2 separate regions of the Homo sapiens genome follow, and region 2 is linked to region 1. The links are chromatin loops, found by intact Hi-C in ENCODE. Cell type or tissue: heart right ventricle. All regions are shown on one strand. Links, peaks and the distances in the headings refer to the core of each region. The heading gives the core; the rest is flanking DNA.

What was found. Hi-C counts contacts between places; a loop is a spot of excess contacts. Peaks named below come from ENCODE experiments on the same cell type or tissue, not always from the same donor. Only the 100,000 strongest peaks of a DNase experiment are listed, where the experiment ranks them.
Region 2: a loop joins it to region 1, with 5 times the contacts of the local background. A loop is called at or near these places in 1 of 110 quality-filtered maps.

Annotation. Positions count from the first base shown.
Region 1 is chr1:176,490,071-176,498,346 of GRCh38, forward strand. The region is part of intron 1 of PAPPA2 (pappalysin 2); the gene reads left to right. Among named protein-coding and RNA genes, the nearest start is that of PAPPA2, 31 kb to the left of the region's middle. In heart right ventricle, for the core only: no CTCF peak of the experiment used is centred there; a DNase peak (open chromatin) is centred at 4,591; H3K27ac peaks cover 373 bases.
Region 2 is chr1:176,430,244-176,438,519 of GRCh38, forward strand. No RefSeq gene overlaps it. Among named protein-coding and RNA genes, the nearest start is that of PAPPA2, 29 kb to the right of the region's middle. In heart right ventricle, for the core only: no CTCF peak of the experiment used is centred there; no DNase peak of the experiment used is centred there; H3K27ac peaks cover 356 bases.

The sequences.
Region 1 (8,276 bases), core at 2,014-7,013:
TACTTGGGCCATGTTACTTTTAGAGTAAGTCCTTTGGGAGTTTTGGAAAGAAGCAAAGTTTCTTTTAAGTGTCTTTTTTTTTTTTTGCTTTGGTTCTCTTTTTCCATTAATGATAAGCCTTTCTTCCACTGAGGTCCCAGGACCCCTCTGCTCTATCTTCTACCTTTCAAAGGATTTGATAAACTAGTTTATCCTATGATGAATGCATTATCCCTTCCAGGGGAATTTAATAAAAACAAGAAGTGTCAATTCAAATGAGTGATAGACCTTTAGTGTTGGATCTTCAGTTTGCAGGCAGCCTGATAATAGAGGTATTTTGGGGATAGGGCTGGGAGAACAGGAAAGGTATTTCCATTTTGCTGAAGCTCCACAACAAAAACAATTGTCCTCTCTGCTTGCCTGTAAAACTGTCCCAGCTTATATTTGTGATACAAATGTAGAATCATAAAAGCAGGAAACCTATGTCTGTTTGGCATACTTTGGTCCTAGGTTATATGTTGCCGTGCATTTTCTTCCAAATATTTCATGTGTGTTCATCTTCTCCCTTCAGGGATGCAGACTCCATTAGTTGATGCGGATTGCTCAGGGAGCATGTTTGTCTGAAATGACCAGAGTTCAAAGAAGCCAGTGCAGGAATCAGCTGGCTCCCTTATGGCTCAGTTCTCCCTAGTGTGGACTTGCACTGTCATGAGAAAAGTTCAAAGGACCCAGGCCACTTGACTGTTTCTCCTAAGGTCACACCATATCTGTGGTAGGAGCCCACAGTCTAGCTCGATCTCAGGTTCCCAACGCCCCAAATAAGGCTTTGTTTTGGTTTTTGTTACCATGCATCCCAGTCTGAAATATGGACTAACTTACCTACCACAAGATGTCTGGTGACTATGTGGTGATTTTCTTAGCCTGAAACCTGATTTACACATGATCACATGCTGGCTCTGCCTGTAACCTCACCAAGGGCTGGTTCTCTAACTGGCTTTGCTGCCCAAAGGAGAAAGAATGAATCTCTATTTCATAACCTTGTTGAAGACTGTAGCTCTTGAGAAGTCGAGATAACTTTGTTCTTTGATCAGACATTTACTACATGCTGGCTAAGTGCCAGGCACTATGGAAAGGCTGGAGATTCAAATATACATGGGTCAGTCTCTGTCTTCAAGAAGCTAACAGTCTGGTGAGGAAGAACATAGAGCTGTGATATATTCTGATGTATGTCATGCACTATCTGTGTGGATTAGATGCTATAGGAGTCTTGAAGTGGGAAAAATTAGTTTCATTTGGAGAGGAGTTGGGAGCTGTCTTCATAGATGAGGTGTGACATCTAGGCTGGGCTTGAACATAAGCATGGAGTTAGAGGAGGGAGGAAGATATTTGCATGAGAAAAAACACAGAGTTACGAACATGTCCGACATGTCTGGAAAATGTAGAGGCTGAGTGTGGCCACAGCATTGAATGAGCAGATTGGGGGAAAGATAAAAAATTCAGTAAAAAATTGTAGGTAGAACCAGATTGTGAAAGGTGATCATTGTCAAAGGAAGTTATTTGAATTGATAAGATGTATACATGAGAAAAATAAACATTGTTGCTATTTTATATGTATGGTAAAGGTAGACATCAAAAGAGAACAGTATTTATTATTACTATTAGTTCCTTAAAAGCATTAGTAGTTATTTGTTTTGCTCCTATTAGCATCATTCTGTTTTGGGAAATGCAAGTATTTCTAATTTTTACTCAGGGCACTTTAATCCTGGAGTTTCTGTTTGGTTTCATCTGGTATTATTGAAGGAGGAAAATGTGATACAGACATGAAATGATTTAGCAAAGGTCACATGAGGAAGTGGCAGAAATGAAATATGAGCCGAGGACTTCCAATTCTATGCCCTGCACTTGTCAAACACAGCAGAACCCAGGCTCTTTAATTCTGGGAAAGCTTGTGGTTTTATGTCCACAGGATGCTCCTGAACATCAAGCATGGAATCCTGTGTCAAAATGCCAATGGGTCAAATGAATGAGATTGGAAACAGCAAGATGTGAGGATTTGCCAATGACAAACATCCCTACAACTAGAGGGCAGACTCAATGGTGCTCACAGAGCATGGGTGCAGAGAGCCCAGTGCTGTATGTCTCCCTTGCACAGCCATGCACAGATGGCTGAAGAGTTGGCTTAGACACGGTCGTTCTCCTTCTTTTCTCTGCTATGCTGCCTCTTAGCTTAGGCAGGATTTCTGTCTCCTCAGTGGCCTTTAGTTTCTCCACTAAGAGTGAGAAAAATATTTTCTTGGTATTTTCAGAATATATAACAATAGTTGTTTTGATGTTGATGATATTCTGAGACTCCTAGAAATTAAATAATTTGCCTCAAGTCATATAGTTAGTCAGTGGAAGAGCTAAATTTGGATCCCAGTCTGTGTAACATCAAGGTTTGTCAAAACTATTATCCTTTTCTGCAACATAAAGGTGCTTCCAGGTCAGAATTTCCTTTGTTTCTAAGCCCAACTTATCTGGGGCTCTGCCTACACACTACATAGCATCAGTAGCTCCTTGGAGGAGTGTGAGTGTGGTGGGGGTAGTGGTGGGACTGTGGCTACTCTTTCACGTTGGAGAGATGTTCAGATTTGAAAGTAAGCTAGCTCAGATGTTTCTCAATTATAATAATCATAAAGTAATCATAAAGTAATTATAATAATACCTTACATATGGTTTGAGCTTAATGGTTTCCAAAGCATTTTATTTGCATAATCTAATTTATCACTCCTTGGCTTGGTGGATAGAGTGAGTATTATCCTTAAGAGAACTGAAGAACAGGTTGAAGGTTGAATAGAAATTTAGAAGAACTGAATAGATTTGAAATATTTTTAATTACAATCCACAATAGAAAATATATTTTCTGTTGTGATTCAGGATAATACCCTCTAGTGTGATCTATTTTATCCTATTCTATTTATTTCAGTAAAGAATGTTGGTCACAATCCAATAAATTGATTATATAATATGCTAACCAATTATGACTTTCAGTTTGAAAAACACTGGATAAGAAAACCTATTAAAGTTTCTCCTACTGCAATGTGATTATGATTCCATGATATGGTGGAGTGTGGAATCATGAATTGTTCATGCCATATCAAAACAAGTTTGAACTTTGAAGTAGAGTGAGGGCAGTGATCTCTTGCTCTTTCCTACTCTGCACCCCTGAATCTGATTTTCAAGGGCAATCACTTTCAACCCCTGATATTTGCCTCCCTCTTTCTAAGTAATGCTCTTAGACTGTTAGTTTTTAATATGTCAGTTTCAAACATTAGCGAATGAGTTTTTGTACAGCAACCTCCACTCATTAAAGTATTGAATTGACAGATGTCAAGATGGCAGCTCTATTGCTCCTGAAGCTATTGAGGAACATGGCTTATGTGTGCTGGATTTATGAATACCAATCTCCTGAACAAAACAGACCTCACCCCCAGTCACAGGCAATGCTGCTTCCCTTCTCAGGAGCAAAACCAATAGCATGAGAGCAGAGAAGAATACATATTCTTTGCAGGCAGGAAGATACCACAAAGAGAGTGAGAGGAGGAAAGGGCTGGATTGGATGTGTTCTATTCTCCCAAATTTACCATCCACAAAACCCAGTCTTCTTCTGGAGAGAAGAAAGTGAGAAGTGACAAGTGGCTCAGAAGGCTCTGCTAGGTTATGTCATCCACAAGGAAACTCACAGAATGGGAGACACACTTGGGCATGCATCCATCTAAGTTCTAAATAAACAGTTCAGGAGAAAATCCTACTTCTCTGGACTCAAAGCAGGAAATATGACTTTGAATAGCTGGTTAAAGGAAGCAGAAACATCTTAGTTAGAGAATTTTTTTGGATTATTGGCCTGGCTCAATATTGCTGTTTAATTGTGTTTTACCATTCAAAACCTTATTACCAGATGCTCAGGTCTGGGAAACCCAATTGTTAACATCATTGCACAAAATTAAATTAAATTTCCAAAGCCACATAAATATTAAGACAAAGCTATGGGTATGTCTGAACATAAATTAGACTGAAACTTAGACTGAATACTCTAAGAATGCTAGGCTTCTAAATGTCATTACTTAATTCACCGATCATCTAAGGTGGGGAGTGGAGTCTGTTCAGCACCACCAGCTGATTTTGGCATTGTTGTTAAGACCCAGACTAGAAATCAAATCTACAGCAGACAATGAATTAGGGCTATGTGTTAGGCTTTTATCTGAAGCCACAGACCAAATCTTGGAATCATTCTTAAAGGTCTGACTGCAATGGGAGGCCACACACAACACATAGGCACAATAGCATTAGGGCCTTCCAAGTTAAGCATGAGAAATTTAGTCATTTAATTATATGGCCTGTGCAAAAGATGAGATTGCCAACAGAACAGTATTCTGTTGCATTTTCCTGACCCTTGGGGATTACATTTGCAACTTGCACCAGCAAAACTTTTGGCATTTAATTCTATTAAAATCAAAGAGCCAAATTTCTGCCTCCTGTTACATGAGCACAGTTCTTACTGACGTCAATGCAAGCTGTGCATGCATAACTGAGGGCAGATTTTGGCCTGGGCTATAGACATGTGAGAGCTGGCACACCATACTCACATCAGAACTCTGTCCCACCCGGCCTTCTGATAACACGGCCTCCTCATTCGTCACTCTCTCTGCACACACTGGGAGCTGGGCCTTAACCCAAAACACAAATTAGAAGCATCATCTAATACAGAAATCTAAGCCGGATGCAAATTTAATGTAGATGTGGCACAAGCAACCTGAGTGGGGAACCATCTAACTGTAAATTTCAGCAACAGATTATGGGTCAGCTCCCCTTGAAGCAAACTCAGTGTCATTTCTGATTTATGCATTTAATTAGGTAGGTGAAGGAGGCTTGCACCCACTTCCATCTTACTCTTTGATTTTTACACTTGAGAATGCACTGCCTACACTAAAGTCAGGCCCCAAAATGCTAAAAATATTACTGTGCCTGGTACAGGGCCTGGGTCAGAAGATACAGCCTGGTGAATACTTATTGGATGAATGGATTTTTGTAAGGCAAGAGATGATGATAATAATAGTTCACAGTACACATTGCTAACTATATGTCAGGTGCTGCCTCATATATATTACTTAATCCTTATCACACCCTATCAGGTAGGTTTACTCTTTTATAAATCAGGAAACTATAAAGAAGTTAAGAAACTTAACAGCTGCCTGTAACCCCAGCACTTTGGGAGGCCGAGGCAGGCGAATCACCTAAGGTCAGGAGTTCGAGACTAGACTGACCGACACTGAGAAACCCCATCTCTGATAAAAATACAAAATTAGCCGGACATGGTGGCGCATGCCTCTAATCCCAGCTACTCGGGAGGCTGAGGCAGCAGAATCGCTTGAACCCGGGAGGTGGAGGTTGCAGTGAGCGAAGATCATGCCACTGCACTCCAGCCTGGCAACAAGTGAAACTCTGTTTCAAAAAAAAAAAAAAAGAAAAGAAAAAAAGAAAAGAAACTTAACAGCTAGAGGATGGTGACTAGGATGTGCATCCAGGCAGTCTTACTCCAGAGGTCAGGCTATTATTCACTCTGCTGAAGTGCCTCTCAGTTAAAATATAGGTATTGTTTATTACCAATTAGTTATTAGTCAAATAATATTTATTGACAGCTGGGCAATCCCACTGAGAAAGACAGAAATATCTTACCAGTTAGAAAAAAATAAATAAATTTTGGTGTGAATTTTTTTTTTTTTCATTAGAGATGGGTGGTGCGATCATAGCTCACTGCAGCCTCAAACTCCTGGGCTCTAGCGATCCTCCCGCTCCATCTTCCTGAGTAGATGGAAGTATAGGCATGAGCTATTATGCCTGGCTCTGCAGTGAATTTGTAGGACAAATTTTACATGTATCACATTTAAACAAATTTTAAGGTTACACTGACTATTCAACTAATGTTTCTGTAGTCACTGTTTTATTTATAAATTAAATATATTCAGGCTATGACAATGTTAGGAGGATTATTACAACTTTTTTAAATTTTATTATTATTATACTTTAAGTTTTAAGGTACATGTGCACAACGTGCAGGTTTGTTACATATGTATACATGTGCCATGTTGGTGTGCTGCACCCATTAACTCATTATTTAGCATTAGGTATATCTCCAATGCTATACAACTGTTTTTAATATGGGTAGTAGCCATTTTTTTCTTTATGGGAGCATGTCAGAAGCTATAGTTGAGTTTAATAAATATATATGATTTGATATATAAATATTCACTTTTACATAGAGGTTTGAGGGGCACACCTACAACCAGAAGATGAAACCTTTGTCCTTGCCCAAAATTCTACAGGCAAAAATGGGAAGAGAATGGTCCTGGTCTCAGAAGTTACCTGGTCTGTGTGGAGGAGTTTTTGAGCTTTGGTTTGGTTTTTGTATTGCCGAGTGTTCCTTTACGAGGCCTGTGGCTCAGCAACAGGCCTGTTTCTCATTCTGGGCACCTCGTTGTCTTTGGTGTCAGTTGGAAGTTCCTTACTTTGTCCTCCTACACTATGAACCCAGATTTCCTCTTTAGCTTATTGCTCATGAAGTCATCTCAGAGATGTCCCTTGTTGTGGTGGACAAATGATGAGCCACGGGAATCTAGGAAGAGGTCGAATTTGACTGCTTCACATGAAATGGGGAAGTCGAGAAAGGGAGCCTAAGAAGAAAGGAAAGTAGGGAATACTATTTTAGCAATATTGAATTTGAGATGATGGTAACTCATTCAAGTTGTTTGGAGAGTGAGGCATGGGACTTGTCCACGGTCACATTACTCAAGAGTAACATGAGTGAGGACATGAATCCAGGACACTTAACCATCAAAACCTTTATACTAAACATCCCAAAGCATGGCATAGGGCCAGAAACATTCCCTCAACCTTTTTTTTTTAACTAGACAGAAAGAGATTTGGACTTACATCTATTACAATCCTATCCCATTGCCAGGACCTGTGACACATATATGTTCCATGTGGTCTTGCCTGTACTTAGAAATATTGTGTTGCTTTGGCTTTCATTATTACCTCTTTCACCAATGTGTCTAAGTCCCAGTTAGATTATATAAAGTCTTCACGTGTTATCTTCTACTTCTTTAGAATCTCTCACAGAGAACATTTTCTGTTCTCATTTAAAAAATTTCAGAGGCAATCTGTAGACCTTCATTTTGGGCTTCTACGACCACCTAATGCAGAATTTATCTTCACAGTGTTCCTTAGTGATGGTCAGCAGCTTCTCTGTACATGTTTCTGGGGACAGCATATTTACTACCTCACAAGGCATCTACTACATCATTACCAAAGACTTCTAATTATTAAAATATAAATAAATTATAAAGATGAAAAACTCGACTCTTAAGAACTTTGAGTCACTAGCTCTACATTTTGGAGCAGGGATTTCAATCTGGAGCCCCAAGGGGGATCTTTTTCAAAACTGTATTTTGCTTGACCCACAAGGTGTTTTTAAAAATAATGAGCCAACATTGAAGAAATTGAGAGTTTTCACACAAAAAAAAGGTTTTTGTGGCTCTTTTTGGAAAAGTATGGTCTTGAAATACTGCACCCACATTTCCACAGGGCAACAATTAACTGGACCTTAGTGGGGGTTGCCTCCTTGAGATGAAGAACAAGTTCTCCAGGTCTCAACAGTCCTCCACTGCCTAGAGATTTGCATATCCTAGGGCTAATACTTGCCGTTCATTATCATGCATGTACTATCATTTTTTCAACATCTGGTTAGCTCCCTTATGTTACCTTTCTGAATCCTATAGGCAATTATTTACATTTCTGAGCCCTAGAATTGGGCAGCACAGACTAAATATGCATCTTTCCCTACAGAAAAGACTGTTCAAATAATTGAAGTCCACTGTGTCTTTGGTCCTCTTTTTGTAAGGTAATAAGTTTCAGTTCCTTCTAGTGCCATCACTGCTCTGCACATCCCTTTAATTGTCTAGGCCTCTTTTAAAACATAGTACTCAGAATTGAACACAGTGGTGGAGAGTTGGAATCACAGACTCCCATTATTCTTTTCAACTCTAAAGTTACCGTTTTTTCTTTTTTTTCTTTTTCTTTTCAGAGTCCGATAAACCTTAAATGTTGAGTAGATCGGGTGGATATTTTCTGTTTTGTCTGCACAGTGTCCTTTTCCTCGGGGCATAGCACTCTCCTCTTCTCTGGGACCTGCTCCTCTCCAGGTCCCACTCTGGGAATTGCTAACTGCTTGTTAGCAATTCTCTCTCCTTAGCCACAGA
Region 2 (8,276 bases), core at 2,198-7,197, 60 kb before region 1:
TCTCAACTTTTATGATAAAAAATATAAATTTCAAAAATTACAGATGAGAGGCTTTGATTTTTTTTCATACAAATGTCCAGGCTGGGTCTAACCATTCCCATGTTAAAGGCATGGTGGGTAAGTGGTGCCCTAACCCCATTACAGCTTCCAGAATTTTGCACCTCAGACCATGATTAGAACCTCTTGATTTCCATTTGCCTATGAGGGGAGATAGAACTACAACATTTTAGAATGAATTATTTTTTAACGAAAGCTTTGGGAATTTAGAAAAGCATGTCATTTTTATTGGTAGTCAGAGGTTCACTAGTAACAAGTCATATCAAACCAACTTTCTTTCTGAGTTTACTAGAGTTAGAAATATTGTATTTCAAATCTGGGCAATGTAGGGAGACCTAGTCCCTACAAAAAACCAAACAAACAAAAAAGCTAGGAGTGGCACACACCTGTGGTCTCAGCTACTTGAGGGGCTGAAGCAAGAGGACTGCTTGAGCCCAGCAGGTAGAGGCTACAGTGAGCCATAATTGAGCCACTGCACTCCAGCCTGGGTGGCAAAATGTATTAGTCCATTCTCATGCTGCTAATAAAGACACACCTGAGACTGGCTAATTTATAAAAGAAAGAGATTTAATTGACTCACAGTTCAGCATGGCCGGGAGGCCTCAGGAAACTTACAATCATGGCAGAAGGGAAGCAAACATGTCCCTCTTCAGAGGGTGGCAGGAAGGAGATGTGCAAAGCAAAAGAGGGAAAAGACCCTTAGAAAACAAAGAGATCTCATGGGAACTCACTATCATGAGAACAGCATGGAGGTAACTGCCCCCATGATTAAATTATCCCCCCCACCCCCCAACTGGGTCCCTCCTGTGACACATAGAGATTATAGTAACTACAGTTCAAGGTGAGATTTGGAAGAGGAAACAGCCAAACCATATCACAGAGCAAGGCCCTGTGTCAAAAATTAAAAAAAAAAGAAAAAAAAGTAACATATTTCACCAACATAACAGAATTGTAGAGCTGGTAGCGATCTTAAAGTTATTTCAAATTCCTCATTTCTCATTTTTAAGTGAAAAAACAAGACCAGAGAGATTAATTACATTGCCTAATATGACAGCAAGTTTGTGGCAGGTAGAGTTGGAATAAAGAGATCTCCTAGTCTGAGATTTTTTTCTAGCTCATCAAGTTTTTCTCATGATGTCTTTGTTGACAAGAGGAAGTATGGGCTGAATGAAGCACAGTTAGGTAGGTTTATAGTTGATGCAACAGCCACACTCCAAAAAATGTTTAAGATGTTTGTGTCAATTTAAAAAGAGATCTACAAAGGTGTACTTCAGTTTTCTGCCCCTGGCTCTGTCACTGTCATGTTTAATATGTTAATTATTGAATTGGAAAGAGGACACAAAATCTCTTACTAAATTTTCAGATAATACAAAGCTGGGAAGAATAGCGAACACATTGGAAGATAGAATGAATGTTCAAAAGGCTTTGGACTGACTGGAATAATGAGCTGAAACTAAGCTGAAATTTAATAGGGGGAGGATAAAAGTACTACAATTAAGTAAAGAAAAATCGACTGCCTTAATTCAAGATGGGGGGTAGTTTGTAGAAGTTTTAGTTGAATGCAAGTGTGATGCACGCCAGCAGGCCAGCAGTGTCATTTGGATGCCGAAAGGAATTGTTGCAATTTCAACCTATCTTAGAGGCATGACTGAGCCCTGATAAAGGGTAGTAATGGTCCCTTGGACAGACGTCTACAAGTGGAGCATGAGCTGGCCTCTAGACACCACATTTTCACAGGGATATTGACAATTACAGTTCTTTAGAGGAGAGTGATGGGATCATGAATGGTCTGTTGTGAAGAAAACCAGAAACAATTATCCTGAAAAGGAAGTGATTTATGGATGATTTGCTAATAATACCTGTCTTTAAAACCATTTTTTTCTTTGTTCAGTTTTTTAATTCATTCAATAAAGTTTTGTTCAGAACTTCCTAGTAAGTGCTAAGAATACAAGGGTAAGTAGGATAAGATATCTGCTCTTAAGAACCTCATAGTCTGATACTGTGTTTCCAAAAGCAGGATCTCTGGGCACCCTGGGTGCCCGCTAAACAGTGTAGAGTCCTAGACTCACCTAAGACCTATAGAATCAGCCCATGAGTGAAGCTTAGGCTATTGCATTTTTAGGAGCACACATATTAGCAGTAAAATTTGGTAGGTGTTGTGGTAGAAGTTTGTCTGATGTGCTTAGGCAGCATATGGGAAGGAGTAGCTAAATCTGTTTGATAGAGTCTGCCATGTATTAAAGGGAACAGAGATACTCCTGGATGTCCTAGAGGGAAGAATTATAGCAGTGAGTGAAAATTAGAGGGGCCAGTTTTCAGCACAGAATAATGAAGATTTTTTTTTTTAATAAAGAGGGGTTTCAAAGGTGGAACAGCCTTCCTAGTGAACAATGTACCTCCTCTTCCTGGAGATGATCAAGAAGGGGCCCAACAAACAAGTATACAGTGGTTTGGGGAAGAATGCTCCTGTCCCTCATCCTATGACCCACCTCCCCATAAAGGGGGTGCTTCTGCCAACACTCCCTTCCCCTTTCTCTTGACTTCTCACTTTCTCCTCCTTATGGGAGAGACTAGTCTGATTTCTTAGAGTCTGGGGCATTTTTGAGGCAATGTTTTCCTAGGGGAAGTTGGTCATATAAAGCACTTCCTTTATCAGGCTGGTGATTCCTGTGTTAGACATGCAGGCTTTTCATCTGGATAGTGTGGGTCTCAGAGACTGCTCTGCAGGAGCCCCTGGCATATCTGAGTGTGTAGGTTTCAAGGTGTATACAGAAGGTGGAAAGTAAGGACCTCAGTTTGCCTCAGGCTGTATTCTGCACTTTAGTTACCAGGACTTCTGCTTTAAGAAACACTGAAAGATTTCCAGTACATTAAGAAGCAGATATTTGAATCTCCATTTGGTTTGAAGTTCCATTATTGGATAGAGTTCTGAGGTAGGGGACAGGTGAGTTACACACCCACAAATCCAAAACATTTTTGTTTTATTTATTTTTTTTCATTTAGTGATGTCAGGAAACTAGCAGTTGGGCTTTCTCAGCACTCAGATGTCTTGTAGGCGGAAGGTTGAACCATTAGCCCTTCAGAGTTTTACTGTTGCCTGGATGCTCTAAGACCCTATTTGTTTATAGATTCTGGCTGATATTACTTGAACAATTGGTCCTTAAGTCTGCTGATCAATAATACCCATCTGTCAAATGGTTAGACCTTAACCTTACTTTCTCTTTTATGGCTTTAGGAATCCTCAAAAAGGTAGATATATCTCACATATAATTCAGGTTGTTGCCTTTATTTATTTAACAAATTGTGGTATATGCTGTGTGGTATGCTGTCCAGATCCTCCCTTGAGGACTGAAACACTCATTGACCCAGTTTTAGAGAGTTGGACAGTGTTGATTTCTAGTGGAGTCTCTCACCAGGAATTATCCTTTGCTGAATGTCACCTCATCCAAGGTGACACTTCCTTCTTGGAGGTAGCCCATGTGGTTAATAGAGGGGCATCCTTTTACCCAACTTGGGACAACTCTGTAGGGGCATCGCAGCTCTAGAGCTCCCCATGGAATGGCTGAGGATTTTGATGTGACTTATCACAGACCAGTTTCTCTCTCTGCTCAATGTTGCTTCCATCTGTTCCCATAGGGATGATCCCAAGAGCCCCTGCCCACAGTAAACTTCCTGGGTAGAAATTGTTGTTTTAGAAGTCTTATTCCTCCTAGGGAACCCAATCTGCAACACAAATGTTTGAATTTTAAAACTTAAAGAAAATCAAGCAAAAGTGCTTAGTGTATGGAATATAGCAGTGTGAAAAGAGCCTACTGTTCTGTAGTCTGTCTGTTTCAGCTACTGTCTTTCCCTGTTCTATGTTACGACTTGGTTAGACTTCACAGAACTGCCTTTCTGCTGATATTCACAGGGTGCTGCTGCACTCCTCTTAACCCCTATATTGTTGGGCATGTCTCCTTATTGCCTGTGGCTATGCTGCTGGTCACCTTGATGTTAGTGGCCTACTTTGCCATGTTGGCTATGTTAGACTCTGGATACCTTGGCAGAGTTGATGACCTATTCTTGGCCCCTATTCCTTTGATGTGACTGTTCTTTCTGCTGCCGTTTGATTGAAGCCTGTCTCCGTGTCTGCCTATCTTTGTTCTCTGAGTTGTTTGCTAGTGAGGGAACCTGTTCCCTTTCTTGTGCCAAGCACCATTAGATGTAGCTGTGTCCCTTGACACAGCTCTTTGGCTCCCTAGTGTAAAGTCTTTTATTTTCATTGTCCAGCCCTCTTTAGAGGTCACTTTCTCATGGAAATGCAGGTGCCTTTGAGTGATTCATTTCTTTCATATATTTGTTTTCATGCAGCTCTTTTCTTGCCTTGGATATGTAGTCATCCCTGGGGCCTGGTTGGGGTAGATGGAGAGTGTTTTAAAGATAGCCTCATATTATACCCAGAATAACTTCTCCCTTTCCTATAATCAGGTCCTGATACTAAGTTTATCCCTTCCAAGACTCCTATCCACTTATGGCAACTTTTTCTTTGGTGGCCTGGTTGTCACTCCTTGGAACATGGCTTCCCTTGAGATCTCCCCAATCTATCAGAAATGTCTGTATTTGTCTAGACGTTAATTATGGACACAACCCAAGTCATTCCCTGGGGGTCTTGGGCCCCATACCAGTAAAGGGATGCAGCTAGATTCTTATCTAAGTGTTCACAAACATTCCACTACAGTTGCCCTTAATAGCCTTGTGCACACAAATGACCTCTGGACAGGAGGGCGCCTAATTCCGCAGGCTAGCATATCTGAATCTCAGCCAGAATGCACTAATATGTATGACTTTGGAACTGTATGAAGTGATAATGTGTAATAAGAAGAAAAGTGAATCTGGAGTCAGATCTGGAGTCAGTCCTGTTAATGTCGCAAATCTATTGGTTTAGATTTTAGGACCTCAGTTTCCTCAACTGTAAATGAGGAAGTTAGAGTAGATTATCTCTAATAGCTCTTTCAGTTCTAACACTTTATGATTCTTTCCAGCCACTTGTGTCATCTTTCCACACTCTTTATTACCATGACTTTAATTGGGTCTGGCATGAACTCCTCTGAGGGACGACATTTCCAAAACAGTTTGCTGCTGGAATGCAGATGATACTTTTCCAGGGTTGAGACATATGCATTTCTTTGTGTGACCTCTGGATCCCAGCACAGAATTTTCCATCCTAGCCTTCCTGGGATTAATCAGATGCTTTAGGAGAGGCTCATCCAGGATTGCGCCTTTGAAACAGATTCTTGGGTAGAAATCAACAGGCTCACCTTTGTGCCTGGATAATATTGAACGCTGGAAAGAAGAAAGTTGGTCTAAGATATTCTTTAATAGATTTACTGCCTAATACTAAGTCCTTGAATTCTGCATGTAACAAAAAACAAAGAGTAATCAGTAGATTGTACACCCACATAACAAGACATTCAGTGGTTAGAATTCCCATAGACTGGTTCTAAGGGATCAACTGGTGTCATCACATACATGAATGTTTTTATACAGGATGTAAAGCCTAAAGACACAATCGTAAGGCTGGAAAAAATTGTGTGAAGACATGTTTTATTTTCTAAGAGTAAGGTAAATGAAATTTAAGCCATCTCAGATAGAAGATGACCAATGTTACCTATTGAAAATCAATAGAGAATTTATAATCCTCAGGAGGAAGCCTTTTCTCTTCTTGTTTATAATAATTCACTGTCTATGAAGCCTTCCTGTTACCACTATCTCTGAGGGGAGGTATTAGACAGAGAACTGGTACGGAGTCCCCTGAAAAGTCAGCCTTCTTCTTCAGTCTCCATCATCCATGTATCTGACAAGTTTCTTTAAAATGCCACTCCAGTCAGTTCCCTGTCTTCCTCACACCTCTTATGCCTTGGTTTAGGCCCTTATCATTTCTAATCTGGATTATTGTGATTGTATCTTAATTTAATAAACTCCAGTTCAACAGTGCAAGTAGAAAAATGAGTCCAATTTAAGATCTGATATTCCCAAATCCTCCCAACACATTACAAAAATTCTTATTCTTTTGCAAGCACAGGAGATAAGACTGACTAGTAATTGCCTAGCAGCCATAGTAGGGGAGTTAGAGAGGGAGAGAACTGGTTGTGGTGGCTCATGCCTTTGTAATGCCAAAACTTTGGGATACTGAAGCAGGAGGATTGCTTGAGGTCAGGAATTTGAGACTAGCCTGGGCAACATAGCAAGACACTGTTTCTAAATCATAGTTTAAAAACTTAACTGGGCATGATGTTGCACACCTGCTGTCCTATCTACTCAGGAGGCTGAGGTGGGATGATTGCTTGAGCCTAAGAATTTGAGACTCTAGTGACCTATGATCATGCCACAGCACCCAAAAAGAGAGAGAGAAAACTCATACAATGTTAGGCCCTGACAGTGCCAAGACTTGAAGAAAGATACCTTGGTACTATTCATCAAGCATAGTATTTCTTCATGAATAGTATACTGTCTATATTCCTGGGAAGTTCTACAGACTTGAAAGGAAGGTGTGAGGTTAACTGGGGTCTGATATGAGACTATGATTATCCTGCTTGCTTCTGTACTAGCCAGGTGCTGCTGCTGCTTTTTCTTATTTCTCAGCATTTTGCCTTGGCCTTGGGGATTGAGCTCAAGTAGTCCTGCCATATCCCTCTACACTAGATGCATCAACTTAGTTTTTCTACTCCTTAGTCTCATACTCCTTTAGCCTATCCTTCACATTGCTGCTGAAGTGATTTTTTCTAAAGTGCAAATCTTATACATTCTTTCACTCAGCGTTCCACGACAGCTCCCCACTGTCCTCAGGGTGCAATCCAACCTTCTCGTTGGAATAGACAAAGCCTTGTGACCCAGCTCTTGCTTGTCTCTTCTGCTTTTTCTTAGTTATATCGTCTTGTCTTTGTCTGTGCTGTCATCTTGGCTTTGTCTACTTATACACCTCATGTGGCTTGGCTCATTCCAGCTTATCCCAAGAGTCCCTTCCTCTGGAAAGCTGTTTCTAGTCTCCTTTCCCTCTCCCAATTATCCTGATATTCATGGGGTTTCATTCCCTTCTCCTGTGAGTTCTCATAGAATCCTAAACTTGTTTTTGTCACAGAATTCATCACACTGTATTATTTGCTTCAGGTCTGTCCCTCCCACCTGGCTGGAATCTTCTCGAGGCCTAGATCTCTGTTTCCTTTTTATATCTCTTGCTCTAGCACTAAAACCGGCCCATAGTATATGATTAATATGTGTGGGGTGGATACATGGCATGGAAGGACTCCCTAACAAGGGTGATCTAAAAATGATTTTTTACTGAGTACAAAGCCTAACTGCTAATGTCCCTCCTGCCCCAGTTTGTAGATATATGAGTTATGATATATTGAGACCTTGAAAGAAAAAATTCTCAGAAAGTGGCTATTTCTACATAACAACACGTTGTTATTGTTTGGGTGTTAAATTTGGTGATTTTGTTCTTTTTCATGTTTCACTGTAGAGTATGAATCCTATTTTTAGGTGGTTCTTCTAATTCAGTCATTTCACTGACAGAGATAATCTAGTTCCATTATCTCTGTTAAAACAACTGGATCACATTTATTACTCCAGTGAGTTCCCATAGAATTCTGAACTTATTTCTGTCACAGCATTCATCACACTGTATTGCAATTATTTGTTTCAAGCCTGTCCTTCCCACTGGGGATTAGGTGTGGATTGAAAAAATTTAGGCAGAGCTAGTCCCAAGAGGAAACCAGATCTAAGGTCCAATGTCAAAACAGGGTCAGGCATCAGAAGCCCATTGAGTAGTCTAACAATGTAATGTACATGCATGTCATATGTCAGAGCAAAGCAGTGGGCTAAACCCGGGAAAGTGGTCAGAAATCAAGAGAGCAGATCCCACAGGTTAGGTGAGGCAAGACTGATGGCCTAAGGACTTGGCAGGCAAAGAGAGAGAAGCAGCTAGGAAGGGGTCAGGCAAGGGAAGACAGGCCACAGCAGAATGGAGGACACATTCATGGAACCTCTTCCATTGGAACCTTGATCCTGAGGCAGAGCCTGGCCCATCAGAAGGTTCCTGATGTCCTTTGTAATAGCACATATTATTGTCACCACTAATTCTGTCTAGACCTACAGCATGGTATTTGTAGTTGGCTAGAGTCAATCTGAAGGTAGAAAATAACAACAAATATTAGCTGTTAGAGTGCTTTGATGTATCTTGT